2 separate regions of the Homo sapiens genome follow, and region 1 is linked to region 2. Evidence: chromatin contacts called from ENCODE Hi-C or POLR2A ChIA-PET data. All regions are on one chromosome and are shown on one strand. Each heading gives the region's core, a stretch centred on a gene start or an enhancer-like site at or near the end of the contact. The rest is flanking DNA. Distances are from core to core; before and after follow the strand shown.

Evidence for each region. Hi-C counts contacts between places; a loop is a spot of excess contacts on that map. ChIA-PET counts read pairs that join two places held with the same protein, here RNA polymerase II (POLR2A). Pooled maps may share reads with other maps.
Region 1: a loop to region 2 is called in a pooled map, with 2.2 times the contacts of the local background. The contact joins two enhancer-like sites. A Hi-C loop is called at or near these places in 1 of 50 pooled maps. POLR2A ChIA-PET finds 5 or more read pairs at or near these places in 2 of 52 experiments (B cell and activated naive CD4-positive, alpha-beta T cell).

What each region holds. Positions count from the first base shown.
Region 1 is chr1:110,240,732-110,247,023 of GRCh38, forward strand. It overlaps a transcript of KCNC4 not described here. Among named protein-coding and RNA genes, the nearest start is that of KCNC4, 34 kb to the left of the region's middle. RefSeq lists an enhancer at 3,181-3,230. Within about 2 kb of position 3,005, at least 2 of the 41 ENCODE cell types and tissues checked have a DNase peak (open chromatin) inside an H3K27ac peak, as active enhancers do.
Region 2 is chr1:109,814,461-109,820,391 of GRCh38, forward strand. No RefSeq gene overlaps it. Among named protein-coding and RNA genes, the nearest start is that of LINC01768, 11 kb to the right of the region's middle. RefSeq lists enhancers at 1,767-1,886, 2,037-2,086 and a silencer at 2,257-2,336. Within about 2 kb of position 4,275, at least 6 of the 41 ENCODE cell types and tissues checked have a DNase peak (open chromatin) inside an H3K27ac peak, as active enhancers do.

The DNA of each region.
Region 1 (6,292 bases), core at 1,755-4,254, 430 kb after region 2:
AGCTGTGCCACTACCACGACGACCACCACCACCACCAGGGCTGCCACCACAGCAAAGCTGCTCCTGGGGCCTCCCTCCTAGTTAGGCTGCCGAGAGACCAGTCTGTGCTATCCTCTCACCATGCCAGGCAGCCACAGTACCAGGGAACAGGAGTCACAATCAGCCCCCTTCCAACACCCCGGCAGCATCCCGCTGTCTGCCCCAGGACCCGCTCTTCCCCTGAGGGGATGACACTGCCCCCCTGGAAAATTGATTAGGGACCTCATTTCTGTCAGCACCCCACTAGAGATGGCAACCAGCTCCCAGGGCGCCTGGGGGCGGGATGTTGAGGGCAGCAGGGAGGTAAGAAGGCTCCAGTGATACCAGGCTCCCTCTGGGCCTCGGTGCTAGGTGGTGACAAGCTGGGTTTCCCTGGACAGGACTGGAAAGTTGCTCTCTAATACTCTCTATCTTTCTGCTTGGGTTCTTTCCCACCCCTGCCAGAGGCTCTTGCTAACTACTGTCCCCTTACATACTGGCACCTAAACATAAACACACATTTCCAGAGTCGTCCTGCTCTCTTCATTTTCTGACCTATGCACAAGAAAGTATTTTGTGTCAGTCATCAGCACTCTAGTATGAATTTAGGGTCCATGTATATTTTATTTCCCAGGAGATAGGACTGTTGACCTTCTCTCAACTTGTGGAGTGACAGCCTTGTTCTCTGTGATAGGAAGTCCTAGCACCAGAGAGCTCCAAGCAGGATAGATAATTTTTTCGATTAGGAGAGGAAGAAATCCAAAACTTCCTGTGTGGGTCAAATTAGGGGCCAGAGCTCTACAAGGAATTCTGGCCTGACTCCAATTAACAAAGAAGGACGTGGAGCGCAAAAGAGAAATCCAAAGTGATATGCAATGGAGGCTGCCTCTGTCTGGAAGATCTTCCTGCTCCTTGTGCTCCCCTCTTACATTCTACTATTGTGTCCTCAGCCTGGCAAACTCTTACTCATCCCTCAAGGCCCACTCAACTGTCACCTCTGAGAATCCTTCCTGGGCTCTCCCAGGTAGAATTCCTCTGTCCTTTATGCTCTCACAGAACCTTGAATATTCCTCCATTATAGCACTTACTGCAGTGATAACTTGTTGCTTGTTTACTCATTTATGGATGCTTTCCTTATTAATGTTTTTACCTCCAGCCCCTGCTCAGTGGTCAGGAGCTCAAAGGTGAACAAAGGAATGAGTGAATGAGTAAGGAGTGAATGAATTAGCTGCCCTCTGCTGACTTCTGCCCTTCACCCCTGTCATTCTAGTCCATGGTTGGGTTGTAAGATTTGTCCAGAATAATTATCCGGGATGCTGGACCTCTCACTCTGCCATCCCACCACCATGTGCCAGCCAAGTCTCCTCTCACCCACGCCACCCTCACCATCAGTACTCCCTTCCAAAGTTCCCCATTTCCCCTCAACTCTCCAGGCTTCAGCCATCTGGGCCTTTCTTTCCTGATGTTAGTAGCTTCAATTTACATCACAGTTAACTTGGAACAGCGGGGGGGGCTATATCCTGGGTCCTTTCTCCCTCCGTCTGCTTCCTTCTCAGTCTTCATTAGTGGTGTTCTGTGAGCCTCCCACCCACCCCAACTCTCCGAGTGCTAGTTAGGTGCTCAGGTTTGTGCTCTTGGATGAAACTCCTGCTACATAAGTGGACATAGAAAAAGAGGCTGGCAAGGGTTGTTTCCAGAGGGGTCTGAGCCAATCCCACGCTGTTGCTGGGCTTGAGGTTCCACATCTGTGAATGGGAATTAAGCTTCCCCTGCCTTCATCCAAGGTGGGATGATAATTAAATGAGAGTGGATGGATGGGTCCTTTGGAACTCCTGAAGCACCACTGGAGGCAAGGGATTATCATTCTTCTGGCTTTCTCTCTGTCGAGGACTTGGGTGTTCCTCCAGAGTCAGAGGGCAGGTGCCTCTGGAAGGTATAATAGCTAACGTGGATTGAGTGTTTACGACCAGCCCAAGCCCCCTACATGGCTTAATGGATCAGAGCAGCCCCAGGAGGTAAGGGCTCTTTTTATCACTCACATTTTACAGGTGAGGAAACTGGAGAGTAATTTGATGGAGATCTCACAGATAGATTTCACAGGCGATTTTGACCATGCTTCTACACTGGCTCTGTGGCCAGCCCCTTGGCACCAGCACCACCACTGCCATCGATTTCTGGTCCACGGCCAGATTGCTAATTCTGGCTCCACTGGCTTTGCCACTTGTGAGCTGCGTGACCTTGGGCAAATGACTTAACCTTTCTAAGCATGGTCTGTGAAATGGAGAGAAGGAAACATCTCCAGATTTTGCCCAGAGGAGTAAATGGAGGTGGGATATGTGAAGTGGCTCTAGACCCAGGCAGTAAACAGTGCTCAGTGTGTGTCCTTCCCTATTGACACTGACAGACCCTGCCTGGCAGGCCTGAGCACAACAGAAGCACTAGAAGTCCTTTTCCAGAAATTCCTTGCTAGGGCCTCTCACTGTGGACTGAGAGGATGGAGGCAGGTCCAACTCGAGGCAGGGCCTTGGGACACCAGTGCTCATGAGACAACTCACTGTCATGACCATTTCCGCCTTAGCGACCCAGAAGTGGTGACACCTGTGTGCTTGCTTCCCGAAGCAGTGAGAAGCCAGACGGAGACCCACACAGCTGCTGGCTCTAAAGGCTGCTCCCTGCACGTGGGCACCTCAGCCCCACCTTCCATTCCTCTCTCTAACCTGCTTCCCGGACCTGCTGGGGCCAGGAGCTGCCCCAAGTCCTTTCCACACACACCTGTGAGCTCCTGGGAATGAGATTAAAGGAGGCAGGGAGGTGAGAGGAAGCACAGGGGAAGACTGAAAGCAGATCTCAGAAGCTGAGAAGAGGAAGATGAAGAGGAGGAAGAGGGAGAAGGGAGAGTGGCAGAGAGAGGAGCAGTAGCCCGCGGAGCAGGGAGAGAAAAAGCAGGTAGGGAAGGGGGAGGGGCAGAGGAGGGGAAGGAGGAGGGCCTGCACCCGGCTGTGGGCAGAGGCTGCGGGGCCTAAAATGAACCGAACAGGCTGGAAATAGAACAGCTGGGCAAACCCCAAACGCTTTGTTTGGGTGTCTGCTGAGCAAGCACGTGAATGAGAAGAAAGGGGCAACAATGCAAGGCAGAAGTGGCTCATTTCACTCTGGAGGCAGGTCAGAACAAGAGGCATGTGTTCCAGTCCAGCACAGATTAGTCGGGGTTCTTTTTCCGGGATGTTTTCTTTACGTAATCATTATTTTTCACAGGCTGGCTTGGTGGCGGGATTAGCCTGACGCCACCCCATCCTTGGCAGGTGGAAGGTTTGGGTTACTTTGAGACCAAGACCACTCTGGGTTCTTATTCTAACTGTGGATGCCACCGGCTTCGGGAGAAGAGATCTTAATCCACTTTCTAAATGGAGGTTTAGGAATCTAAGCTGTGTAATGGAATACTATTTCCCTTATTAGAACAAACCCTAACTCGGGTGCGGTGGCACACGTCTGTAGTCCCAGCTACTCAGCAGGCTGAGATGGGAGGATGGCTTGAGCCCAGGAGTTTGAGGTTGCAGTGCACTATGATGCACCTCTAAATTAGTCACGGCACTGCAGCCTGGGCAACATAGCGAGACTCTGTCTAAAAATAATAATAATAAATAACAAAACCCAGTTCCAGGATGGATCAGGACTAGCCTGAGGGGCCCTGCCTGTCTCAGCTCAAAGAACTGCACCATGCCTCACACACACCAGCACACTTCGCCCTGGGAGGTGCCCAGGCCACCTGAGGTTCTGCCATGGGCTGGTTCCTTCCCTGATCACCAGCAGCGCCACCTCTGTGTTTTTCCCCTCCTCTCCCCACAACCCCCAACACACAATATGAAGAACCTTCAGTCCAGAAATTAGACATGGGACCAGCAGAGGCTATGAAGGTAACTGGAGCCAAGTGGCCCCCAGAGCTGCCATTTAGCCCAATCCAAGGTGTCTGCACTGTGGGGCATTTGCTTCATCACTGACTTCTCTAGAATTCAGGTCAGCTCTACTTGGGCCTGAATGTGGACAGGAATTAGGGGGCCCGAACTCCAGCCTCGCTTCCACCATGGGCCGTGCAGTCTTTGGCAACTTGCTTAACTTGGCTGAGCTTCAGTTCCCCGTTTGCAAAATTGGGGATAATACTGCCCACCTCAGCGGGTTCTCATAAAGCTCCAATGAGATCCTGTGTGCCTCCTACTTAGCTCAATAACTTGACATTCTATAAGGTTTAATTTCCTTCCTTCCTCTCTCCCTTCTTTTCTGAATGAGCTCTAAGAACCTTCCCCAATTCACTAGAGAACCTTTGAGGAAAGCTAAATTGAGGAGAAAAGGAACACAGCCCAGCCCACAGCCTCCCCATGAGGGGCTGGGGCTGGAGGGGTAGGTCTGGCGGAGGAGGGAAGGGGAGACATGAGTGATCAGAAGGTCTCAACCTAAGTGCTGGCGGCTTCTGTGACAGAGAGGCAACTGAACCTGTATATGGTATTTGGATCACAGCTGGAAATCCGGCTGGATTTTGGCTTTAATAAAATATTTGACATTTTGTGGAGCTCAGTTTTAAACATGGGGCCGAGAGCTGGCAGACCTAGGTCCATTCCTCAAGTTCTAACTCAGTTCACCCTGCTGCTCTGGGCTTCAGTATTCTCTGCTCTCCCTGTCGTCAGATGGCATTCACATGAAGACCCAGCTGGTGATCAATTCGTGGCAAAAAGTGTCAGAAGCTAGAAGACTTATCTCCGGTCAGTGTTTTCAACATGGTAGTTATCCTGCACGTGGTGATTGTACAACCCTAAGTGGAAATAGGACCCTAAAGTCCACTCTCTTCCAAGACTAGCCACTTAGAAACATACCAGCAACCATAAGGAAGCTGATTTAAGACCCCTTGGCCCCGCTCCCATAACACACGCCCAACAGAGTTGGCTTGACTATGGAACCATCCCAAAATCTCTCCTCCACACTGCCTCTTCTCTTCCTCTTCTCTTCTCTTGGCCTGAAGAAGCTTGCTCAGTGCACGTATCTTGTCTTCAGGTAGAACTAGAAGTTGAACAAGTCAGTTTCCTCTTTCTGACATTGAGAGGGTGGGTATCAAGGAGGATGTTTCAGAGAACGAAGAGGTTCTTGGCTCTTTGTACTATCTGTGCCTGTTCCAGCTCTAGCTGCCCTTGTTTGACCTGCTTCTTGCAGGAGGTAGTGGCCAGCATCGTAGGGAATGCCCATGAAGTACTCTGGGCTTCTCCGATGTAAAGGGTGAGAAAAATCAAAGCCAGCTCTTATCTCCATCCAGATGGTGGGGATAAAAACAGTCCAAGCCCGTTTCTTGCCTCACTTGTCCAGTGGCTAAGCTAATGCCAAACTGGGATTTCTCTGACCTCATGTTAACCCGACCTCAAGGCTGCCAGAGTATCAGCTACTAAATCACCAATCTATAAAAGTCATCTTGCAGCCTTTTCCAGATCCCAGAAGGAGTCTTTACTCCATCCTGACCTCAGAAGCCACCTTGCATCCTCTGCCAATGCTTTCTTCTTCCTGTATTTAGGAATCACATCTATCACTTGGGGTCCAGAAAACATTTTTAGCTACCAACCATGAGTCAGACTTCATCCCCATTTACAACCGTGTGACTAGAGGGTAGGGAGTTGGAGAAGATTCCTCCAGCCACAGAACAGCTCCTTGAACAAGCTTTTGCTAAAAGACAAGTCTCCTCATGCCCTTCCTTTTCCGAAAAGTCTTCTCTGACTCCCTGCTGGATAAAGGTTAGAAGCTTGAGCGTGGCTTCCCCAGAACCTTCACCGTCTGGTCCCAGCCTCTCTTTTGGGCCTCAGTCAGTCCCTGCCCTCCCTCCCACACACTCGCACTCCAATCCCATGCACATAGAAGTGTTTGAATGTATGTACTTTCCTGCTTTGGGTTACACGCTTCCCTTTGCTTGGAGTGTCCCCTGGCTTTCCTCCACCTGTGAATCTGCTCATCCTTTGTGAAGTCTTTTCTTTCTTTTTCTTTTCTTTTTTTTTTTTTGGTACACATTTATTGGGTACAAGTGCAATTTTGCCACATGCCTAGTTGCACAGTAGTTATATCAGGGCTTTTAGAGTATCGGTCACTCAAATAACATACATTGTACCCATTAAGTAATTTCTCATTGTCCACCCCTCTCCCACCCTCTCTCCCTCTGAGTCTCCATTGTCCGTCATTCCACTCTCTACATCCATGTGTACACATTTTTAAGCTCCTACTTATGAGTGAGAACATACTTGTCTTT
Region 2 (5,931 bases), core at 3,025-5,524:
AGATCTTCTTTTCCTATAGGTGTCATAGATAGATATGTGATCTGAACCGCTCTAGTTCTTTTTCTGCAAGGATAAAAATGAGCTTGAGGATGAAGCTAATCTACGGAGCAAGCCTGAGCCAAGTGAATTACAGATAAATGAGCTAAAGCCTGATGATGTTGTAAACCTCTAGATCAAATCATACCTGAATCCCACTGAGCCTCTGGGCTTTTCTGATGCTGGAGGCAATACATTCTCTCAGTTTGAGAAGAGATGTTTGTGTGCTTGCAGTGGAAGCCTCTCCACAAAGACAGAGTCCCTCCTCCTTGCAGACCATCTGGTTCTTTGTCTAGTAAGGCTCTGCCTCAGAGAACAACATTTTGTTAATTCTTCTTGGGAGCAAGGGAAGCCCTCACTTCCTTCATCCTAGGCTTGACTGCTTTGAGGTACTGTTGAGGTGGTATATGGAGGTGAGAGAAAAATGCCTCCTTGTCTGTGTGAGCCTCCTGTAACAATGTAAACTAGTCAGATATTAGTCTCTCCCTAAATTATCTCACTACATTGGTTTCAGCTACAAAACTAGGAACAATTCAAATGCCCATCAGCAGGGTAACTTAATCGTGGTTCAATCACATGGCCGAGAGTGGGGGGATCCTCCGCAGCCTTTAAAAAGATGGAAGAAATGCTCTATGTACTGCCATGAAAGGCACCCAGAATAAACCATTTATTGAAAAAACCCGGTTGAAAAACAGAATGTATAGTATATAATGCCATTTGTGGTTTTTCAAACTGTAAGTCTGTGGTTCTATCTGAATAGAAAAAGGTCTAGAAGGAAGGTTGCTTGCACAACAAATTTTATAATGATCCCTGGGGGCTAGAATTCCGCAGGCTTTGCATTTTCTATTTTTTCTACTCCTTTATTGAATTTGTATAGTGTAATAAAAAGATTTTTTTAAAGAAAATTTTTACAGTGCTGGCCTCTGGTCTGTAGCTCCCTATTTCCCTCTGTGGCAGTAACTGGAGGCCTCAAGGGAGCTGCCACATCCTGAGTGTGTAGCTAAACACCCCTGCTGCTCCAGGAAACTCCAGCCTTGCTTGGCCTGTTTTTGGGTCTGTAAGAGACAACTCCAGGGTGGGTAGGGCCTCAGGGGCAGGGCCGTGTACCCAGTCATCCTGAGCCTGGTGTACCACCTGGTGCCAGGTGGTGAAGAGTGACTGGGCCAGGATGCCAGGGGGTGGAGTGGTGAGTTGCTGGTCTGCTTTGTTAGAGGAAGATGTCGGCATGGGTAGTAGGCTGAATCATAATCCCCAAAGACTTTGGATCCTAATCCCTTCGTATCAGTGAATGTTACTTTATATGGAAAAAAAGGTCATAGCAGATGTGATTAAGGATCTTGAGATGGGCAGATAGTTTTGGACTATCCTAGTAGGGCCTAAATGCAATCACAGATACCCTTAAGAGAGAGGCAGAGGGAGATTTGTCAAAACAGAAGAGGAGAAGGCCATGTGACTACAGAGGCAGAGACTGGAGTGATGTGGCCACAAGCCAGGGAATGCTGGCAGCCACCAGAAGCTGGAAGAGGCCAGGCACAGATTCTCCCACGACACCTCCAGAGGGCGTGCAGCCTGACTGAAACTGGATTTTGGCCCAGTGATACTGATTTTGAACTTCTCTGCCCTCTGGAACTATGAGAGAATCCATTTCTGTTGTTTTAAGCCACCAAATTCATGACGATCTGTGACAGCAGCCACAGGAACCTGACATAGCTGTCAAAAGTGAGGCTGGCCTGCAGCTGTTCAGCGTGCTCTTTCCTGAGGGCCTGCCTTCCTCACTCCAAGCTGCCCAGGCTGAAAAGAAAATGAGGCTGCTTCCTCTAGACATCCTTGAGAGGGGCTTATCTAATGAGTTCTGGCACTTGTGAGGAGGGGTGTGTGGATGTGGAGCCTACTCTTGCTCTCCACTAGCCTGGCTGGTGGTGAGGGGTTGCCCAGCAACCACAGAGGCTGGCAGGGCTCCCCACTGTGCCCTGGTTTCTCCTCAGAGCAGTTCTTGCCCTGAGTATTGTTAGAGTGCAGAGGCTATTAAAAAAAATGAAAACACCAACCCTCAAAATAACTTCCCAGGTTCTAAAAATGGAATTCTGCCCAGTAGTAATATTTCTCATTCTTGCAATAGTAAAATTTCTCACTTCCTCGTGCTCTGTAGGCTTGTGTCTGGCCCAAGAGGGAACTGCTATTAATGGCAATTTCTGCCTGATGTAATCCCCTTGGTGAGCCACCTGCCTGTGGATGGTGACACTCCTTTACCCAACAGGCCTTGCACCCTCCTCCACAGAACCTCCCGCAGCGTGTTAGGTTTTTGTCTGCTTTGATTGATATCCATAGTCTCTCTTGGTTCAGAAAATAATAACAACAATGATAATCAACCAATTACTTATATAGCTCTTATAATTGTCAGGCATTGTCCCAAGCACGGAATGTTTATTAACCCATACACTGCTCATGACTGTCCTGTGGGGTAGCTATTAGTATTATCCTCCTTGTACAGATGAGAAAACAAAGTCATGGGGAGGTTAAGAACATGTACAAGGGCACATAGCTACCAAGTGGCTGAGCTGGGGTTTGAACCCAGCCTGAAGGGCTCTGGGATCAGAGCTCTTACCTCCTGCATTGTATTGGCTGGCTGGAGGAAGGATGGGGAAGCCTTTCTCTGTGCAAAGCGAGCTGTCCTGGGCAGCTGATTTGGGCTTGCCCCCGGTGGGCCCTTGAGGTCTTTTGAGATCAGGGCTGTGATTGCCTGGAGAGGTCTCCCAGCAGCACACACTCTACCTTAGTGCCTTCCATATTCTCTTCCTGCTGGGGTCATTGCAAAGCCTGTGACTATGAGCAGGGTGAGGAATTATCCTTCAGATTTTGGGCACAGACCTCAGATGGGTGTCCCGGAGGAACCAATGTAAAGTCCTCAGGCCTGGGTGTGGGGTGAAGCTGGTTCCATTCTGCTCACATTTACTGGGCAGTGTGTGGATAAATAGCCCACAAGAGCGGAGGATGGTCCTGGGTGCTGAGACTAGAAGGGGAGCAGCCTCCTTTCCTCTCCTCATGGGAAGGACCTGTGGGAGAGGGGCAGGAGGAGGACGAGTGGCCTCCCCCAGGGCCCTGGGGTGAAATGAACAGGTGCCCATTCTCTCTGTCCTGCCCAGGGATGGCCTGATGTCTTACATGAACAGAGCCTAGAAGTTGGAGTGAAGAGACCTGGCTTCTAGTCCTCGTTCTCCCAAGTTTGAGGTGAGGTATCACTCTCTCTGTGTCCCAGACTTCCCCTCTGTAAACCAAGGGATTGGATGCGCTTTGATACAAAAAATCCCTCTCTAAAACCCATAACTGATCTGCAAATCCAAGTTGGTTTGCTGTGTTTTCTCTGTGAGACAGCAAGCCACAAGCAGCCAGATCCAATGCTCACTTTCAGCAACTCCTGTCATTTTGTCACTGTGCTTGCCTCTCTTCCCTCACTAGCGAAATAGGGATTAAAACACTCATCTCAGAGTTGTGAGCCTTGAAGGAACATCGCATGGAAAGGCCCTTCTTGGAAAGGCAGAGCCCTGCCCTATGGGACCCATCAGAGAGGGGCCCCTGCTCACCTGGACTCAGATGGGGCTGGGGGTGTGGATACTGGGATCTTCTGGAGGTAAAAGGAAACCAGGTGAAGAGATTGCAGACTGGCAGCTCTGACCTGGACAGGCAGACACATTTTTTGGTCCAGCAAAAATAGCACACTAGAAAAAAAATTCTAAGTGTCTTCCTGGGGAGAGGATAAGTTCCACTCTCTAGTTCACCCACAGAACCCACGCCTCCCTGTTATCTTACACAGGGCTGGGTATGGCAGGCCCATGAGCTCATTGAGTCCTGCCTTCAGAAAACCTGGACCAGGGGGTTTGGATGTTCCAGGGGGCAGGACTGATGCTCCTCCCATCCTCAGCCCCACCCAGGTCTTGGCAGAGCCCAAGTGGGTGTGTTGTGGGGGAGTCCTGAACTGGTCTGGGCCTCATCGCTCTGCTCTCACCCCCAACCCCAGAGATGAGAGCTCCAAGTTCAGCCAGCTGGGTCTGCTGCCTCCTTGCCTCTGATCTGGGGTCCCAGAACTCCTCTTTTCCCAGAGGGGGTCAGGGCAGAGGGAGGCAGTGTCCCTGCTGGGCCTGTAGAGGAAGCTGAGGGCTGCGTATACCCTGGCCAGCAGCCCAGGAAGCCTGAGCATGTAATGAAAAGATTGCATCTCCTCGACTCTGCTGTTGGGGACAAGCATTTCCAGTGTTGTCCTTGCCCTGTGACCTCTGTCTGGGCACTGCCTCCCCTGCTTCCTGGCTCTGTTCTGTCCCTTTAGGCAGGCTCAGCAGCCCCATCTCAGCTGGTTCTGGGCACAGAGAAGACAGAGACCCCTTTCTCCTCTTCAGGTCTCCAGACGGCCACCCCAAAGGGTGACAGACGTGCCTCCCATTCACATGCCTCTTTGCTGTTGGCAAAGCAAAGTCACATCCATCCTGGAAGGGACACCCCAGCTCTACAGAGGCCACCCAGCTGTGAGGGGATGAGCTGCACCTCCGACGTAAATCTACTGAGTGTTCACCCTTGCGCTGGCCCCCTAGTCCATCCTGACTCCCTGTGTTGTGAGGCCCATTTGTGGGAGGCAGAGTAGGGTGTGGACGAGGTGCATAGGATAGCTGAAGAGCTGCTCCCTGAGCCCCAGACAATGGCTCTGATGAATCCAAATAGTCATGGAACACTGTAGCCTTTGCAAGTAAGACCATGAGATATCAAGACGCCCCACAGTCACCAGCCTCACTAGTAGAAGGAAGTAAAGCAGGCAAGCACTCTCAGCAGAGAAAGGGACCAACTTCTGGGGATACAAAGGAGAGGGAGGATAGGGCCAGGCATGAGGGAAAAAGTCAAGGGTAAGAGCCTGGGCAGCTGGGCAGTGGGGAGAGCTTCCAAAGGGACAAGCCAGTGGCCAGGCCACATGGCCCTGTCTCCCATCTTCCCTGTGGCTCTGTGGCTGATCAGGAGCTGGGAACAGGCACATGCTTTCTGGGCCTGGTGGCCTGGGCAGAGAGGCTAAGTGTGACTGTGGGGACCTCTTCTGCCCACGAATCCACTGATTCCTGCCACAAACCCAGGAGGCGGGTGGGCCCATCTTGTTGTACAGCCTGGATGGCTGCAGCCTGGAGATGAAAAGGGACCTGCCCAGAGTCTCCCAGGCTGGGGCCGTTTTCCCCAGTCCTGGTAGCAGCAGCAGCGGCTGCTTTTTGTTGAGCACTTCTGTCTGCCAGGCTCTGTGCTGAGCACTTTATAGGCACCACCGTTAGCCCACTTCTCCTACAAGGAGACCAGGACTCAGAAAGAAGGTCTTACCCAGAGCCAGTGTCAGGAGTTGAGTCAGGGTAGTTTGACTTCATAGTCTCCGTTCTTAGCACAACTTCCCCACTCATTCCCTCCTACCTTCTCCTTTACCCCCACTAGACATTTTGGGTGGTCTTTTCTACTTCTTGGCCCTAGAGGTCATTGGGCTGCTTTTCTCACCCTCAATCCCCAGGGCTCCTCCCGGAGCCGCAATGCTTGGGGAACTAGGGATTTCCCTCTTTGCCTTCTGCCTGGGCCTCCTTCTTGCCCTTGAAAGAGGAACAGGGGGAGGAGTAGGTGAGGCTTTGGGGTAAGTCTTGGGGGTAGGCACAGGAGAGGTCTTCACCCCAGGCTGGAATCTCCAGGTAGCTTAGTGTCCTCAGCTTGGTGTCCCCAGCCAAGGCAAGGATGGGTGGGGAGAGTGGCATTGGTCAGGGGTACAGCTAATGAGAGTGGTCAGACACGTCCTGATTTTTTTTTTGGAGGATTTGAATCCTCAGGACATTTAGGTCCTGCAGCCACTCAACATTTAAGGCTTATCCCTGCCAACTCATACTAGGG